2 separate regions of the Mus musculus genome follow, and region 2 is linked to region 1. Evidence: chromatin loops called from intact Hi-C (ENCODE). Cell type or tissue: left cerebral cortex. All regions are shown on one strand. Links, peaks and the distances in the headings refer to the core of each region. The heading gives the core; the rest is flanking DNA.

The links. Hi-C counts contacts between places; a loop is a spot of excess contacts. Peaks named below come from ENCODE experiments on the same cell type or tissue, not always from the same donor. Only the 100,000 strongest peaks of a DNase experiment are listed, where the experiment ranks them.
Region 2: a loop joins it to region 1, with 11 times the contacts of the local background. A loop is called at or near these places in 4 of 42 quality-filtered maps.

What each region holds. Positions count from the first base shown.
Region 1 is chr13:21,359,147-21,367,278 of GRCm38, reverse strand. It overlaps Zscan12 (zinc finger and SCAN domain containing 12), which reads right to left and starts at 4,459. Exons shown (of 4, transcript NM_016684.2): 1 at 4,407-4,459; 2 at 3,228-3,699; 3 at 523-664. The coding sequence starts at 3,629. In left cerebral cortex, for the core only: no CTCF peak of the experiment used is centred there; DNase peaks (open chromatin) are centred at 3,246 and 4,464; H3K4me3 peaks cover 1,601 bases; H3K27ac peaks cover 829 bases.
Region 2 is chr13:21,474,718-21,482,849 of GRCm38, reverse strand. It overlaps Zkscan4 (zinc finger with KRAB and SCAN domains 4), which reads right to left and starts at 4,001. Exons shown (of 3, transcript NM_001039115.2): 1 at 3,341-4,001; 2 at 1,420-1,576. The coding sequence starts at 3,757. Gm40828 (a long non-coding RNA gene) reads left to right here and starts at 4,025. Exons shown (of 2, transcript XR_873159.3): 1 at 4,025-4,247; 2 at 4,627-5,233. In left cerebral cortex, for the core only: a CTCF peak has its summit at 4,001; DNase peaks (open chromatin) are centred at 3,441 and 3,985; H3K4me3 peaks cover 1,266 bases; H3K27ac peaks cover 871 bases.

The DNA of each region.
Region 1 (8,132 bases), core at 2,368-6,367:
TGACCATTACCAGTACCATGTTCATTGTACTGTCCTTCAGTCAGGTAAATATTTCTTTTTTCTCAGACTACTAGGAAGCTGCAGACATCATGTAACAAAAACTTATTTACTAAAAGAACTATTTCTGTCCAAGTGGAAGACAAAAATACTGTTTATTAGATCAAAGTCTACAAGTAGCAGAGAGGTCAGAATAAGGGATTATAACTATCAGAAGAATGAAACTAAGTAAACCTAAACAAAATAAAGCCAGAATTTAGAAAACTGCTAATTTTGTAAGAAGAAAAGGGGGCTGCGGATGCACCTTAGAGAGATACAGTGCTTTTCTAGCATGCATGAGGTTCTGGGTTTAAAGAAAGAAGGGGGGTGGGGTGAGGGTAGATGACTAAAGGGTGACAAACCACAACACATGCATGTCAACACGTGAGCATCAGATTTCTGGGCAGCCCTCTCACTTTTAACGAGAAACAGCAGGAAGCACCCAACAAGCCCTGGGGTCCTATCAGCCTGTTTCCCCTTCTTTACCTTGCTCCTCCTGGGCTTCACGGCCTGCAAGTTCACACCCAGGCTTGGCTTTGACAAACTGAAGGGACACGCTGGGTTTCTGCTCTGTTGCCAAAGGCTTCACCTCCTGAAACGTTACCTGTTCTTCAGTTTGGACTGAGGCCTGGGGGAAATGGGAGAAGCACTCTAAGAGCAGCAAACAAGAAAGAGTACAGTGTTCACACAGGCTCCTGCCTGCTCAAGCCCGGATGGCTTTTTTCACAGCAATCAGCATGTCTCGATCGCACTCATTTTTCAAGGTCATTTGAAAATGTCACTCAATCCAGGGAACCTTCTTTTCCCTGATACTGCTATATTTTGTTGCTCTCCTGTTATTTTCACATCTTTGCCTAGTGCTCAAAAATTGGAGATGGAAAAGAGGTGAAGGGAAAGATGGAAAGAAAGCAGAGAGGAGGAAAAAGGAATTCTAGAGGAAGGAGCTGAAGAACAGTAGGTAAGAACATTTGCTGCTCTTCTAGAATACAGGGTCTCCAGCATCCACACTGGGCGATTTACAACTGACTGCATCTCTAGTTAATAGGTACAACTTCCTAAAATGATTTCCATTAACTCAACTTTTGACCTACAGGTCTCCTCACCACCATGTAGAATTTACCCAATATAACAACTAGAGTGATTATTTTAAAATTTACTTTATATTTCTTTTCTGCTCAAAGCTAGACACTGACTTTCCATTTGCCAAAATCTAATATCTCTATAATGGTCTCTAAGTCTATATATAAGTTCTTTAATTCTTTCATCTTCTCTACAAATTTCCCTCTACCCTGTACATCCTGGTAACACTTAAGGCCTGTGATATGACCTGTCTGTTGAATGGTGTGACCCTCAGTACTTTACTACCCCTTTCTCTGTGCTTTTGATATCAACATCTGACATCTTTTTTCCTCTATCTCTTCTCAGTAGACTAGAATCTACGGAGTAGCTTGTATATGATGTTCACTGGTGCATTCAAAAAAAGCCCCTGCAGAATGGCCACCTACAGCCCTTAACTCTGTCAAGAATGATATTATCAGTTCTCTTACATGTAACTGTGAATTCATTGACTATTTTAAACTTTTTGGCTCCTTTTCTCTCTCCCTTTTATTTTATACCTGGATGCCAGGTTGCACTTCTTTTATTTCACAGGTTCATCCTCTTTGTACTGTGATGTCCTAAGTTTAGCTCTTCTCACATGCTCATGGCAAATGCATTGATTGGTGTCTGAAGCTGGCTTGTGTGTTGTAACATGTGTAGAATCATCCTGTGCTCATCAATTATAACAACCAAATTTCTCTAAGAAACTGACAAACGTCCTCTTTGGCTCGGAATTACCACTGGTTGAAAACCAGCCTTGTCACAGTTAAGACAAAGATAAAAAGGGTTATAAATGATTCTTTTTTCTGCCTCTTTTATGTAATTTTTTATAGCTTATTTAGACTATAGAGAAAAGATTTAGAGCTTTTGTACTAGAAGAAAATTCAAACTGAGGGGTTTATGGTCAATGTCATAAACTGTATCTCAACTTTCCTACTCAAAAGTTCTCGTTTCCAACACAAATGGGCTTTCTATCCCTCAAGCATGTATCCCCCACACGGACCCTCCCATCTAACTCTCCATTCTGCTCCCATATCTCACTCATTCAGGATAGTGACCTCCACCTCCATCTTTTAACTGTTTACTACAGAAATCAGGGCAGTGGATATATGTTTTTCCTGGAGAGATGTGAGAAAGCTTCTTTTCACTCCAGATAGGGCACTGACCAACCAAATAAAGATCCCAGCTAAGTCTAGCTTGGCCAACCAAGAGTTCCTTGAGCTTGCTTATAGCACAAGTGAGAGGTTTCTTAAGACACCAGGTGGCAAGTCCCACCCTAGCACTGGTGAAGAATCCATCAAATTCACACCACTGAAGTCTTGCTGTCCACCAACAGATCTGGACAAAGAGGGATTAACAGCTGGTATCCTCCACCAGTGTTTCTACTTGGGAGTATTAACAGCTCCATAACTGTGTACATAGCTATCACTGGATTAAACACATAGCACCGTGGATTAAACACAGGACCTTGCACATACTAAGCAAGTCCTCTAGCACTGAAACATATCCCCAATCTTGTTATTTTTTGGACAGGGACTTGCAGTATAGCCCATATTGTTCTCAAACCCCAATCTATGTGCTTCCATCATCTGAGTGCTAGTTGACAGGCATGTGCTCCTACCCAGCTCAACACCCATTTCTCAATTACTTGTTTATATTACATAATAGTCTTTACAAGAGGCTGTTTCGCACCCTATTACCACCATCTAATACCTTCTTCTTCTTCCTCTTCTTCTAGTATCTTCGCTCGTAGTATATGCCTTGTGTGTCTGAACTAAGCATCAGATAGAACTTTGTAGCTTAGCACAGAAATAAAACAACCCCACTGATGAAAAGGAATAATTAAACTAAGACCAGACAGGAGTGGACGTACATACCTGTAATCTCAGCACCAAGGATATGAGACAGGAAGATTACAAGCCCAAGGCTAGGATGTACAACGTACAAGTTCAACTCCAAATTCCCATGACACTTAAAGTCCCCTTTGGATCCAACTAAATGTCAATATGCTTTGTAAAATAGTGGTATACTTCACTTTGGCCTACAAATTCAGTCGCGCTTAGGAAAGAGGACCCCTCCCCCCTTTTTCTTACCCGGTATCCTAGTTCATCAAGCTCTCTCTCTAAATCCTCCAGCACAGTCACCACCTCCTCCACACTCTCCGGATTCTGCTCCTGCACCCAGGCCTGCAGCTCCCCTGGCAGGATGGTCAGGAACTGCTCCAGCACCAGCAGCTCCAGGATCTGCTCCTTGCTGTTCAAGTCCGGCCGCAGCCACTGTCTGCAGAGCTCGCGCAGCCGGCTCAGAGCCTCCCGGGGTCCAGAAGTTTCCTGGTAGCAAAACTGTCTGAAGTATTTTCGGAAGACGTCTCTGTTATAAGTGTTCTTTTGTAGGTTCCTATCTTGTCTGGTGGTATACTTACATTCTTCCTCCATTTTTATTTCCAAAAGTCCACCCTGGTTCTTACAGACCTTGGTATCACTAGTAGATGTCATCGTAGCTAGATAAAAGATGTATCAATCTTTCAAGTAATAACTCCTTGGTAAATCTTCTTACCCAGTGGACCTAAGGGATAAGTCATCGTTACTAACACGAACTACAATAAGCAAATACCGCCTATTCTAAGAGTTAAGTGGGAGAGTTGAAAAGCTGCCCTCCGGTTAATCTACTGTATTGACTGGATTGTACGTGGACTTTCACAAAAATAGACAAAAGTGAAAAAGATGTCAAATTGTTTCAGGACTTCAGGGAGTAAAGCTTGGGAAGAAACTTACCTCCACTTACTCCTAAAGTGAACAACAACTAACTGAAATAAACAAAAAATTTTGGAATTAGCAGATAGCGTTGGGGAAGGGCAACCGCTGCCTGGCGGGTGGGAAGTTCAACTAACAGTACCACCAAAAATAACGGAAAGAGTACAAGAGTAGGGTACGCCTGCCTTGCTGCTTTTGATTTTTTTTTCTGCGTACCTGGCACAAATCACATATACATAGTACAGTCTCCCAACTGGCTTTAGTTGGAACTTAACCACTCATAAAGGTTAGAAGTTGGGGAGGGTGCTCTGCTTTTCTCCTGCCCCTCCAGTTCTGTGACTCTAACTTAAAGTTCTGCAGCGTGCCTAGGTCCGGGCCAGCTCCGCGCCCCAGGGGGACCCATAGGCAGCCGCAGCGCAGCCCGGGTGGCCTTTCCCCCGGTTCCAAGCATCTTTCTAAGGCCGAGAGTCTAGGTAGCAGGGAGCACCCTCCCCCCGCCTGGAGCACGAGCTCGCTCACCGCGTCGCTCCTGCGCAGGGAAGGGAATCCAGCCCTCCCAGGAACCGGAAGTCATCGCGGACTCCCACAAAGGCCGGAAGCGGTGGAGCCCTGTTGCTCCCAGAGCCACTCTAGGGAGCCACGGAGTTCCACTCAGTGGTTTGTCCTTACTCTGGCAAAAGAAGTTGGGATTTTCTGTCTAATCATAGTGAGCATGCCGGTCCTTATCCGGTTTCGCGTTTGTGTTTCAGTATCACTGAGATTAGTGATGTCTCAAAGAGACATTCTTCTGGTCAATGGGAAAAAATGTATTAAAAGGATAATTTAGTAAGTTAACAGGATATTATGAACACTAAAATCAGCCTTCATAAGTACGAGTGTGAATGAAAAGACCACAGCTACAAAAGCAACAGCAAAAATACTCAGAGCTCAAGAGATGTGCCACATTTACTTGGGGCTAACTTTAAAACACTTTAAAAGCCAAATATGAACATAAATAGGAGGCAATAAGCTTTCTTGGGTAGAAAAACTCAACAAAGCAGTCAGTACTAATTAAATATGTTTGCAACTATGGTATCCCAATAAACACAACCATTTTTCTAGAATTAAAAAAAAATGTTTGTTTGTTTGTTTGTTTTAATTTAAAAGGAGAGTCCAAAGAAAAATCCCTGAAAAAGAATAGTGGTTAATGCTCTTATCATGCACCAGAACATTCTGTGTTCTGGAAGTGAAAACAAAACAACAACAACAAAAATCTCACCCTGTTCTTAGCTAATGTACATGTCGAGGGTAACCAGAAAACCAAGCACAAGCTCTCAAAGATAGTAGTAATTTATTATCGAGCAAAATACATGTAGAGTGTGGCTTAGGACATTGATTTACATAACCAGAACAAAAGAAAGTAGTAAATCAAGACAACTTTAAAAAAACAATTAGTGGAAATGTAAGTTAGGTGGTGTCTTAGTCTGGGTTTCTATTCCTGCACAAACACCATGACCAAGAAGCCAGCTGGGGAGGAAAGGGTTTATTCAGCTTACTTTTCCACACTGCTGTTCATCACTAAAGGAAGTCAGGACTAGAACTCAAGCAGGTCAGGAAGCAGGAGCTGATGCAGAGGCCACGGAAGGATGTTTCTTACTGGCTTGCTTCCCCTGGCTTGCTCAGCCTGCTCTCTTATAGAACCCAAAACTACCAGCCCAGGGATGGCATCACCCACAAGGGGTCCTTCCCCCTTGATCACTAATTGAGAAAATGCCTTACAGCTGGATCTCATGGAGGCATTTTCTCAACAGAAACTCCTTTCTCTGTGATAACTCCAGCTTGTGTCAAGTTGGCACACAAAGCCAGCCAGTACAGGTGGGTTATAGCTATCTGGAAAATTCTTAGCCTTTTGATTGGTGAAACCAAGTGATCTGTTAGTACATTTCAAAGGGATTTACCTAAAAAGCAGAAGGACATTAAGGCAGACACATGGGTGGGCAATGAATGGTTGTAAAGAGCTATATGTAACAAAAGACAATTTGTCTCTGGACCTACAACTTTAAAACTCTCCACAACTGCCGGGCGGTGGTGGCACATGCCTTTAATCCCAGCACTTGGGAGGCAGAGGCAGGCAGATTTCTGAGTTCGAGGCCAGCCTGGTCTATAGAGTGAGTTCCAGGATAGCCAGGACTATACAGAGAAACCCTGTCTCGAAAAAAAACCAAAAAAAAAAAAAAAAAAAAACCCAAACAAACAAACAAACAAAAAAACTCTCCACAACTGCCTAAGTTCTAATCATTCAATCAAGTCTTGTAGATCTAACACAAATGTGGCTGCTTTTTTTCCCTTAGGAACATCAATTCACACAAGGTAGATATTAGCAGGCCTAGATGGTATTAGGAATAGATGCCCCCCCCCTTTGCCCTCATAATCAAGAACTGAAACAGCAAGACTCTGGTTACTGGTCAAAAGAATAATATTTAAGTCACATTTCCTCAGCTATGAATATAGCATTGTTAATAAATGACTATGTAAGCTTTATCAGATAACTAGCCAGAGGTTTTCTGGTAAAGAAGAAAGATACAACTTTGTCCCTTCATAAGACTTGGTCCAGCACTATGCCCCTCCTTAGAATTGGGAACAAAACACCCATGGAAGGAGTTACAGAGACAAAGTTTGGAGCTGAGACGAAAGGATGGACCATCTAGAGACTGCCATATCCAGGGATCCACCCCATAATCAGCTTCCAAATGCTGACACCATTGCGTATACTAGCAAGATTTTATCGAAAGGACCCAGATGTAGCTGTCTCTTGTGAGACTATGCCGGGGCCTAGCAAACACAGAAGTGGATGCTCACAGTCAGCTATTGGATGGATCACAGGGCTCCCAATGGAGGAGCTAGAGAAAGTACCCAAGGAGCTAAAGGGATCTGCAACCCTATAGGTGGAACAACATTATGAACTAACCAGTACCTCAGAGCTCTTGACTCTAGCTGCATATGTATCAAAAGATGGCCTAGTCGGCCATCACTGGAAAGAGAGGCCCATTGGACACGCAAACTGTATATGCCTCAGTACAGGGGAACGCCAGGGCCAAAAAAATGGGAATGGGTGGGTAGGGAAGTGGGGGGGGGGAGGGTATGGGGGACTTTTGGGATAGCATTGGAAATGTAATTGAGGAAATATGTAATAAAAAATATTTTAAAAAATAAAGTACAAATAGACCTGTTTATTGAAAAAAAAAAAAAGACTTGGTCCAAATGAGTCTGTCATTTACCTGAATGGGAAAACATGCCTCAGAGAAAGGGGTGTCAGCTCTAGAGACTTTATAAATAGCTTTCCTACTGTGTAGGTTAACACAGTGGTCTCCTTAGCATTGCCCACTCTCACCTCTTATGACGGTGTTATCCTCTATGATAGGCTTAGATTTTTCAAAACCTATTTTAATAAGTATTCCTAAACCCTTTAACCTCCCTTCTAGCTCCAGAGGCAGTGGAGAGGAAAGGTTAATAGGCAAAATAAAATGTGGACCTGTGGAAACTAAAAGGGGGCATAGGGGAAAGAGTGGGAGGGAGGATAGCCTGCACCCGGCCTCCTATGCTCTGGGCAGACGGACAAGGGAGGGCTGCCAGATGCTTTCCACTCTGCCCCAGGTGGGCATCTAAGCCACTGACCCCACTCGACGGGGGGTGGACAAGGGGCAGCCCCTGACCAGGGCCCCCGGTCCCCAGGGCGACACCCTGTAGCCCCGGGGTTATGGGAGAGAGGACTTAGGCTTCCACGCAGGCAAGAGTATGCGCAGCAGGCCTTGATGAACAGAGAGAGTCTATGGTTTTAGAGCTTTATTGTAGAGAGTCAGGGAAAAAAGGAGAGAAGGTAAAAGAGAGAGAGAGAGACCGGTCATGGTCAAGAGAGAGAGAAGAAAGGCTAGAGAGTAAGAGGGAGAGAGAGGAAGAGAGAGGAAAGAGGAGACTAAGGGGAGTAAGAGCAAGAGAGCAAGAGAGTGAGGAGGGGCCAAACAGCCCCTCTTATGGTGTGCTGTTGTTAGGTAACTGGGGAGTTGTTTAGCCTGAAGGTCAGAAGCTTGGGACACTGCCTACATGACTACCAACCATGCTTCTCTTGTGGCGGCTGAGGGAGCAGTAACTTCGACAGGAGCCAGGGTTCCAGGAGACATGAGAGAACTCCTCCCATCCCATGTAGGTGAATTATCAACACCAGGTCCTGGGGTTCAACATCTCAGCTCGACTGGAGACCAGACTGTC
Region 2 (8,132 bases), core at 2,101-6,100, 120 kb before region 1:
CAGGCACACAGCAAACTGCTTCTGTGAGTCAGGTAGCTTCTAACACACAAAGGAAAAGACTTCGGGAGCAGACAGTGCCTGCCAGGTTTTTCTAAGGAAACTAGGATACCTGCCTTTCATCCCTACATAGATCCCTCTGAGATGAATCTGTTCTTCCCACCCAGGTGAGAGAGTCAGTAGCCCCTAAAACAGCTAATCCCACTAGGACCTGCATCTCATACTCTCAAACTGAGGTACATGCAAAGGCACATGCAAACTGTTTAAAGGGGCTCTTGAAGGGAGGTAAAGTGTCTAAAGATATTCCTCCACTTACACAAAACTCTAACCAGGCACTGTGGTACATGCCTGTAATCCAAGCACCCGAGAGTCTAAACAATGAAGATCTCAGTTCATGTCACTACATGTATGACAGTAAGTATTATCACATGATATATAACTGGTCCAGGACATGAAAAGGCTTGGAAAAAAAGTTTCCAAATTTCCAAAGATTTACATTGTCAAACTCAAAGTGAAGGCCCATTGAATTAGATTTTTTGTTTAATAAAATAAAACCTGGGTCTTAGGTGAGAAAAAAATCAGGAGAAAAAGTAAAAATATTATTATAACACCAAACACTGAGGACTTCAAGCAAGAAATGAAAGACTGAATGAATGTGAAAATCCAGGTTATGTAATCATCACATTAATTCCCCAAAATGGCAGGCTATATCTGTCCTCTGCAACTCTAAGTCTTTGAGGGCAGAAGCCTGGTGTTTATGTCCTTCACTGAGAGTATACTTTATTATAATTTAAGATGACAAAATAAGAGTTTGGTGGTAGCTTGGTGGCAGAATGCTTGCCTAGCATGGATGAAGCCCTCAGCAGGAACCCTAACATTGCCCAAAACAAACAAAAGAAAACACCTAAACTAACATTATTACCAAAAAAACAAAAAACAAACGAAAAAAAACCCATTAATTTGCATTTCTTGAATTGTACTTCAAAAAATACACGCAAAAACAAACAAACAAACCACCATCAATAAAGGGCCTGAGCAAAGCACTGGGTTAGAAAGGGTCAGAGAGCACAGAGAATCCTTCAAGGCAGCCAGAGAACAGAAAGGGCCTCTTACGTGAACCCCAAATGAAGACTGGTGCTGCTGGAAATGATGAGAAACTCTGAGTCTGGTGTAAAATTAGGAAGACGGTGGAGAACTGTAGAGAAAAATGCTGTCTTCACCACCGTTCTATTGCGGTTCTATTGCTCTCTTAGCATGTGCAAGGCCCTGAATTGGCTAGCTCTCTCTCTCTCTCTCTCTCTCTCTCTCTCTCTCTCTCTCTCTCTCTCTCTCTCTCTTCTTCCTTCTACCCATCCCTCCTTTGCCACCACCACCCCCCCCCCACACACACAGAAACATACTCACTCACAGATATATGCTCACCTCTGGCCTGTAAGGGCGAACACTCCAAAGATTCCTGAGATTCGTGCTTGAAGAGTGACTTCATTGCCTGGCAGTGGCTACTTTGTGAGTCCTGGGATGGTGTCACCACTGCCACCTTGCAGCAGAGAAGTTCGCGACTCCATTCTCCCGTTGAAACCTAAAAATCATTCATTTGCTTTTTATTATTCAATTGAACTTTCCCATCACACTTTGTCGGAGGACTCAATATTATCAGGCACTATTCTAAGAGCTTCATGAAAATGATAACTCATGGAAATGCAGAGAGCCTGTGGACTTTGGAATTGTTTGGAATTTTGTAACTGGAAACTGAGGCCCAGTTTAAGCGGTTCGTCCTTGTCTTGTAGCTTCTAAGTAGCAGTGCTGCAATGGGAGCTCAGGCAGATCAGTTGCACAGCCTGTGGATTAACCATGGCTTTGCTTCCTTGTTCTGTCCCTCTGTCGTTACGAAGGTGATGGGAAAATATACGAAAATGTCAACATTTCTCTAAAAACAATAAGCATACTAATTTCCACCCAATGGGGTTTTTAAGAAACTAACAAATTCAATTGCAGTATGTGAAGCCAAGTAACAGAGAACAGACAGGCAGTGCAGCCTCCTGAAAGTCGTTTCCTGGCAGACATTGATAGCAAACGGATGCTCAGAGTTTCCTACATCCTTTTCAGAGAATAAAGTTCTAAGACTTGAATTGACTTCCCACTGTTACAGAGCTCAGGACAACAACTCCAAGTCTGGAACCTTGGTCTCCTGGCCACAAGGGGTTGCAGAAAAGAAATCCCCTAAAACAGGCCAGAGTGTGTTTATACATGTTCGTGTCGCCCTCAACCATAGCCAGAGATGATTTTCTATGCAGTCAGTGGCAGTTAATTCAGAGATTCATAACTGGCCCAAGAGCTGAGAATAAGTGACTATCCAGTGTTCATCCTCAAACAGGACATCGACATCAACCCCTGACTCCCAGGGCTCAGTGAGCCTCGTGGAAGACAGGACAGAAAAATCGTAAGAATTGGGGAATGGCGACGTGTAATTCAAAAAGCTACCTTTTGGGAAAGACATGGGTACTGACCCATAAACTCACTGACAGTATGGTTACTGCACAGGATCAAAACAACACGATCAGCCAATGGGACAGCAAGTGGCACTCATGGAACTTGGTAGTTTACAAAGGGGGAGTTGTATGAAGGGGAGAAGGGGATATGTGGTGGCTGGAGGAAATTGAAGCCGAGTTGTTGGTGAATATGATGGAGACGGAGTGTTGATGTGTATGAAATTTCGAAAAAGGTTTTGTTTTGTTTTGTTTTGCTTTAGGTCAGAAGATAGAGGTAAAAAACACCCTGTTTTCTACCAAACTCTTAAACAAGGTATACAAGAATTTGGCTAGAAAAAAACTCTTAGATTCTAGGCTCTAAGAAAACTGTGGAATTCCTCTCCACTGTCAAAGGAAGAACTACATTTGTGTGTGTGTGTGTGTGTGTGTGTGTGTGTGTGTGTGTGTGTGTGTGTGTGTGTGAGAGGCATAAGCATCATATGACTGCCAGCAAGCCACGGCAGATGTTGTTTCACGTGACAAGCCAATAAAACACCTACAAAGTCATTTGTGCCTATTCCACTGCTCAAACCTGTCCTCGTGTCTTACTCACCACACAACAAGAAGTACATATGTAACCTTTCAGCACTCTGCTCGGCACATTCTACCCCAGCCTCACTAGGAACGAGTTCTTCCACAATCCTTTTATTTTCCTTTATGCGATTAACTATCCTGAGGGGCCCAGGTCAGTTCGCTGGTTGCCTCAGGTTTCCAGCATAGACAGACTTTGCGGGCTCTAAGCAATGCCTTCCTTGGATCTTGCTTGGTTTCTGAAAGGCACAGGACATGGGTCTAACTAAACCTGTTCCTTCTACCTGTGGAGGTGTGTCATCCAGCTGCCTGTCCAAGTACTCCAGCAGCGCCACCACCTCCTCCCCGCTGTCGGGGTGCTGCTCGCGCACCCAGGTCTGCAGCTCCCCTGGCAGGATGGTCAGGAACTGCTCCAGCACCAGCAGCTCCAGGATCTGCTCCTTGCTGTGCATGTCTGGCCGCAGCCACTGTCTGCAGAGCTCGCGGAGCCGGCTCAGCGCCTGCCGGGGTCCGGCTGCCTCTGGGTAGCGGAAAGCACGGAAGCGCTGGCGGGAGCGGTCAGGCCCAGGACTGCCCAGCCAACTGGTCTCCTCTGCCAAGGGGGAGGCCTCTTCCTGTTCCACTTTCACCACTAGAAGCCCAGTGCCCTCTTCTGCAGACCGAGCGTTTAGGGCTGCGGACGTTCCGGGTTCTCTAGCCATTCTGTGCCAACTCCAGGCTCCTCTAGCTACAAGCTGTATCTGCAGAAGATTCTCGCAAGATGGGAATTCAGACTAGATCTATCTCCTCCCTCCCCTCGTGCTCTGGGTCACCAAAGGCACAGCTGCAGAGGTGTCACCTACAATCCTAGTCTTCTGCACTCCACCCTAAACCCACAATATTCTCAAGGGATGCTCGGGGCAAATAAACTACATCCAGACTCTGGTGGAAGCATTGTGGGAACCCAAGCCACTTCCGGCGCCCTCTAGGATGCGCTTCTCTGTGGTTCTTTCCAAATTAACCCATTATTGTTGGGGAAAGGATTGTAGACTATGGGTAACACAGGAGTATATGTTTAAGCAGAGGAAGTAAGTTATCCGGGACCCTTGGTTCTTTCTGATCTAAAGCTTGCCTTCATAATTGTTACAGTGCTGACTCGAAAATTCAGCTGGCAAGTAGACTTTGCAGAATGGGGAATGCAGGTGGGAAAAGGTAAGAAATTTGGTATGTCTTAGAAACCGTGAAAGAAGCAGGACACTCACTTGTCTGAAGGGGCCTGTCTGTCCCTGGTCCTGTCCTCTTCCTGCTGCTCCCTTTCCTCCCACTCCAGGCCAAACTACTTGAGAGAAGAATCCTCCAGACACGGACTCAAGATCCTACTTCCCACCACTTCTTAAGACACTATAGGCAGTAAAGAGCCAGTATAGTCTACTATGGCACCTATCCAAATAACTAGAGATTTCCAGCTCTTCAGCAAAAAAGTTTGTGCATTACAAGCATCCAAACTCCCTCTATGCACTTCCAGAAACTTTCTAGTCCCCAACCCCATGGACATCCCATTCCAACTTCATTTCTTCCTGTTTCTCTACAGCCTGGCTGACACACTAACACAAAGGTTAGATGCAAGCACTCCCAAACCTGAGAAAGGTGAACTGTCATCAACTAAAAGAAACTCAATAGACCGATCTGCCAGGTGCCGTGACAAACTTTACTTCGGCCATGACTAGAACCAAACAACTGTTGTGATGGGTGAGGTGGTGCAAGCTTCCTCCATCTGATATTCTTGCTGAGGCTGTTTCGAGGTTTAACTGGAATCTGATCTTCCTGTAGAATCCCATGGAAAACTACCCAGTGCTATTCTAGGAACGGATGATCAGAATGCCCTAGCTAAATTACCTAAGCTTTGTTGAAATTGCTTATTTGTTCAGGAAACCCCTCCAGCTAAGCCTTTATCTTAGCTGCCTATTTGTGTGGAATCTCTTTGCGGCTGTCTAACTGCTTGTCTTAAATTCTTTTAAAACTGCTTGCTTTGAACTGCTTGTCCTGTGGTCTCCACTACAGCTACCGAGGGAGATGCCTTGATGAAGTCTCTGCACTCAAAAATCCCATGCTCTGGACACTGGGGGCCACATCCAGATGCACCCCCAAAACTTGGATGTGGTCCCAGCTGGCTGGAATAAAGACTTTGATTGTATATACACTGTGTCTCAGTTATCATCTCTGGTAAGCTTCCCATAACACTGTAAAAAGATACAGCTAAGACATTGGGGAAAACTAGAACTCAGGAATACTAAGCAATTATTGGAAACTTAACTGTTAGAATGGTACTATGGTTTTTATAAGATTTATTTTTATTTATGTGTTTGTGTGAATACCATATGTGTGCTAGTGCTTGCAGAAACCAGACAAGGACGTCAGGTCCCCTGGACCTGGGGCTGCAGGCAGTTGTGACTTGAACTCGGCTCCTGTCATAGTTAGGGTTTCTATTGCTGTGCTAAACACCATGACCAAAAGCAACTTGGGAAGGAACGAAGTGATTTGGCTTACAAGTTCCAATCACAGACCATTATGAAGTCAGGGCAGGAAGTGAAGCAGAATCCTTAGAGGAATGATGCTTGCTGGCTTGCTCCCTGGTTTATTTGAATTGCTCTCATGTATTTCCCAGGACTGCCTGTCCAGAGATGGCACCATGCACAGTGAGGGTTTCTTTCAACATCAATCATCAGTCAAGAAAATTCCACAGACTTGTCTATAGGCTGATCGGATAAGGTCATATTTTCAGCTGAGCTTCACTCTTCTTAGACAACTCTAGTTTTGTCAAGTCTAAAAACAAAAACAAAAACAAAAACAACTAACCAACACGGGTCCTTCAAAAGAACGGCAAATGCTCTTAACTACTAAGACATCTTTCCTGTCTCTCTGTCAGTTTTTGTAGTTATTCATTAGAACTTTATATGGAAATACTTGTACAGATGGATGAGCCAATAGAATGTCTAAGATTTGCTAAAGCAAACTTAAGGGGAAAAAAAGAAGGTACCATAAAATAACACAAACGTGATATTTGTTGAAGCTGGGTGAGCGGCATATGGAGATCCATTGTAATGTTCTTTGTACAGTTATCAAAAATTTTTTAAAAATTAAAAAAAAACACTTCCATGGCAATTTTCTTTTTAATTAAGCAAGATCCTGCCTTACTTCATTAGTGAGTAATTCAGTCCAAAAGCTACTAAGTAGGGCTAAAAAGAGATGGGAAAGGAGATGGCAGCTCAGACCAGAGTGAGGCCCCATTCTGGTTTAAGCTGTTGTGATATGTATTAATCCTGTCCATTTGAGTGGATTTGGAAAATCCATACACCTTCTATACTCTGGTCACAAAAGCTATAACCCCACAAACTGAATATCATCTTGATGGATTCATTATAGGATGACATAACCGGGGTGGGGGTGAAGAAGAGGAGGCAGAGCCTAACTGGAGGAAGTGGGTCTTTGATGCTTTGCCCTTAGGGGCTATGACTTTCTCTGGCTCCTTCATGTATTCCCTTTCTCTGCTTCTTAGAAATCTAAAATGTGCAGAGCCCCTGACTCCTCTGATGACCACCATCCCTTTCCTGCAACAATGGACTGAAATCCACCTAAAAACCATGAACCAAATAAGTCTTTCCTTCCAATATCAGGAATATCACCACAGTATCACACAATTAACTAATATACAAGACGTATTAGTTGCTTTCTCATAGCTGTGATAAATACCTGACAACAAGCAACTTAAGAAAGACACATCTGGGCTCTCAGTGTGAGGGTACCACCATCCATCATGGCAGGAGCATGGCAGCAGAAGTGGCATGAAGCTACTTGGTCCTGTCTACATCCTAGCATATCAGGAAGCAGGGAAAGAGGAAGCCTGATGTTCATCTGGCTCTCCTTTTCTTTAGTCTGTGATTCCAGCCTATGTGACAGTGCCACCACCCACATCACCGTGCTTCTTCTCCACTCAGACAGTCCTCCCTGGAGACGCCAACACAGACACATTCAAAGGTGTCCTGGTTAGTACCACAAGTTGTTTATTCATTTGGGAAGTAGGTGTGGATGCATACCCTTGAGCACATGATCCTGACTGTGGAGGCCACAGAAAATCCTTGGATTTCAAATTCCATTGCTCTGAAGTTCACCATGTAGCCTAGGCTGGCTGGCCAGTGAGCCTGGGTGATTCACCTATCTCAACCTCCTCTGCACTAAGACTACAAGATTTTTTTTATACCAGTGTGTGGGGAAGTGGACAATGAAAGGTAGCCTGGTCCTCGGTTGAGCTAAGGCTAGAAGCCCCAGAGACCCTGAAAGGATGGTATGATCTTTTCCTGTTCCCGGGTACCAGGCTTCTGTCATGAGCCACAGCCCCCCCCCCCATAGATTTGTAGCCACCAGTCACGTAAGGACATCACCCCAAGCCCCTCCACATGTAGATGAGGAAAAGGACATGACTTGGGTCACATAGGCTCAAGACAGAGATGGCCATTCTAATAAGGTACCTAGAGGCCTGGAGGGCTTTGCCAATAAGCTTTCCTTCCCAGACATTCCTCTCTGCAAAAGGTATTTAATTAATCTCAGGCTCACACTGAGAAGTGGGGTATGGTTTTACACATCTACTTTCCACTATGGCAATAAGTGATTTGGAACCACAGACTGTCCGTTTTCATCAGAATCTGTTGTGGGGAGCCATGGAGAAGGCCTTCGCCTACAGAGCTGAGCCGCTGTCTAATCTCCTGTAGAAGGCCTCTCTGCACTCCCAGTCACAACCGCCACCAAGCCCAAGCCTGCTGCCATCAAGCCAAGGTCAATCACCTGCTGGTCAGCTTTGTCCCACCCCCAACCCCCACCCTGGCCCTGGGTTAGATGAGCCCATGGTTCCCGGATTCTGTTCTCAGCTCTTCCACGACTTTCAGCAGCACTTGGGTGTCCAAGAGCTTGGGAACTCCATGGTCCCAGTCTCTTCCAAGGCTCAGGGACCCCTGGAACCGTGCATCAGACTCTGCTTTCCCACCCCCGAGCAGTATCCTGGGGTCTTACGCGAGTTCGCAACCAGCCAGGAAAGACGCAACA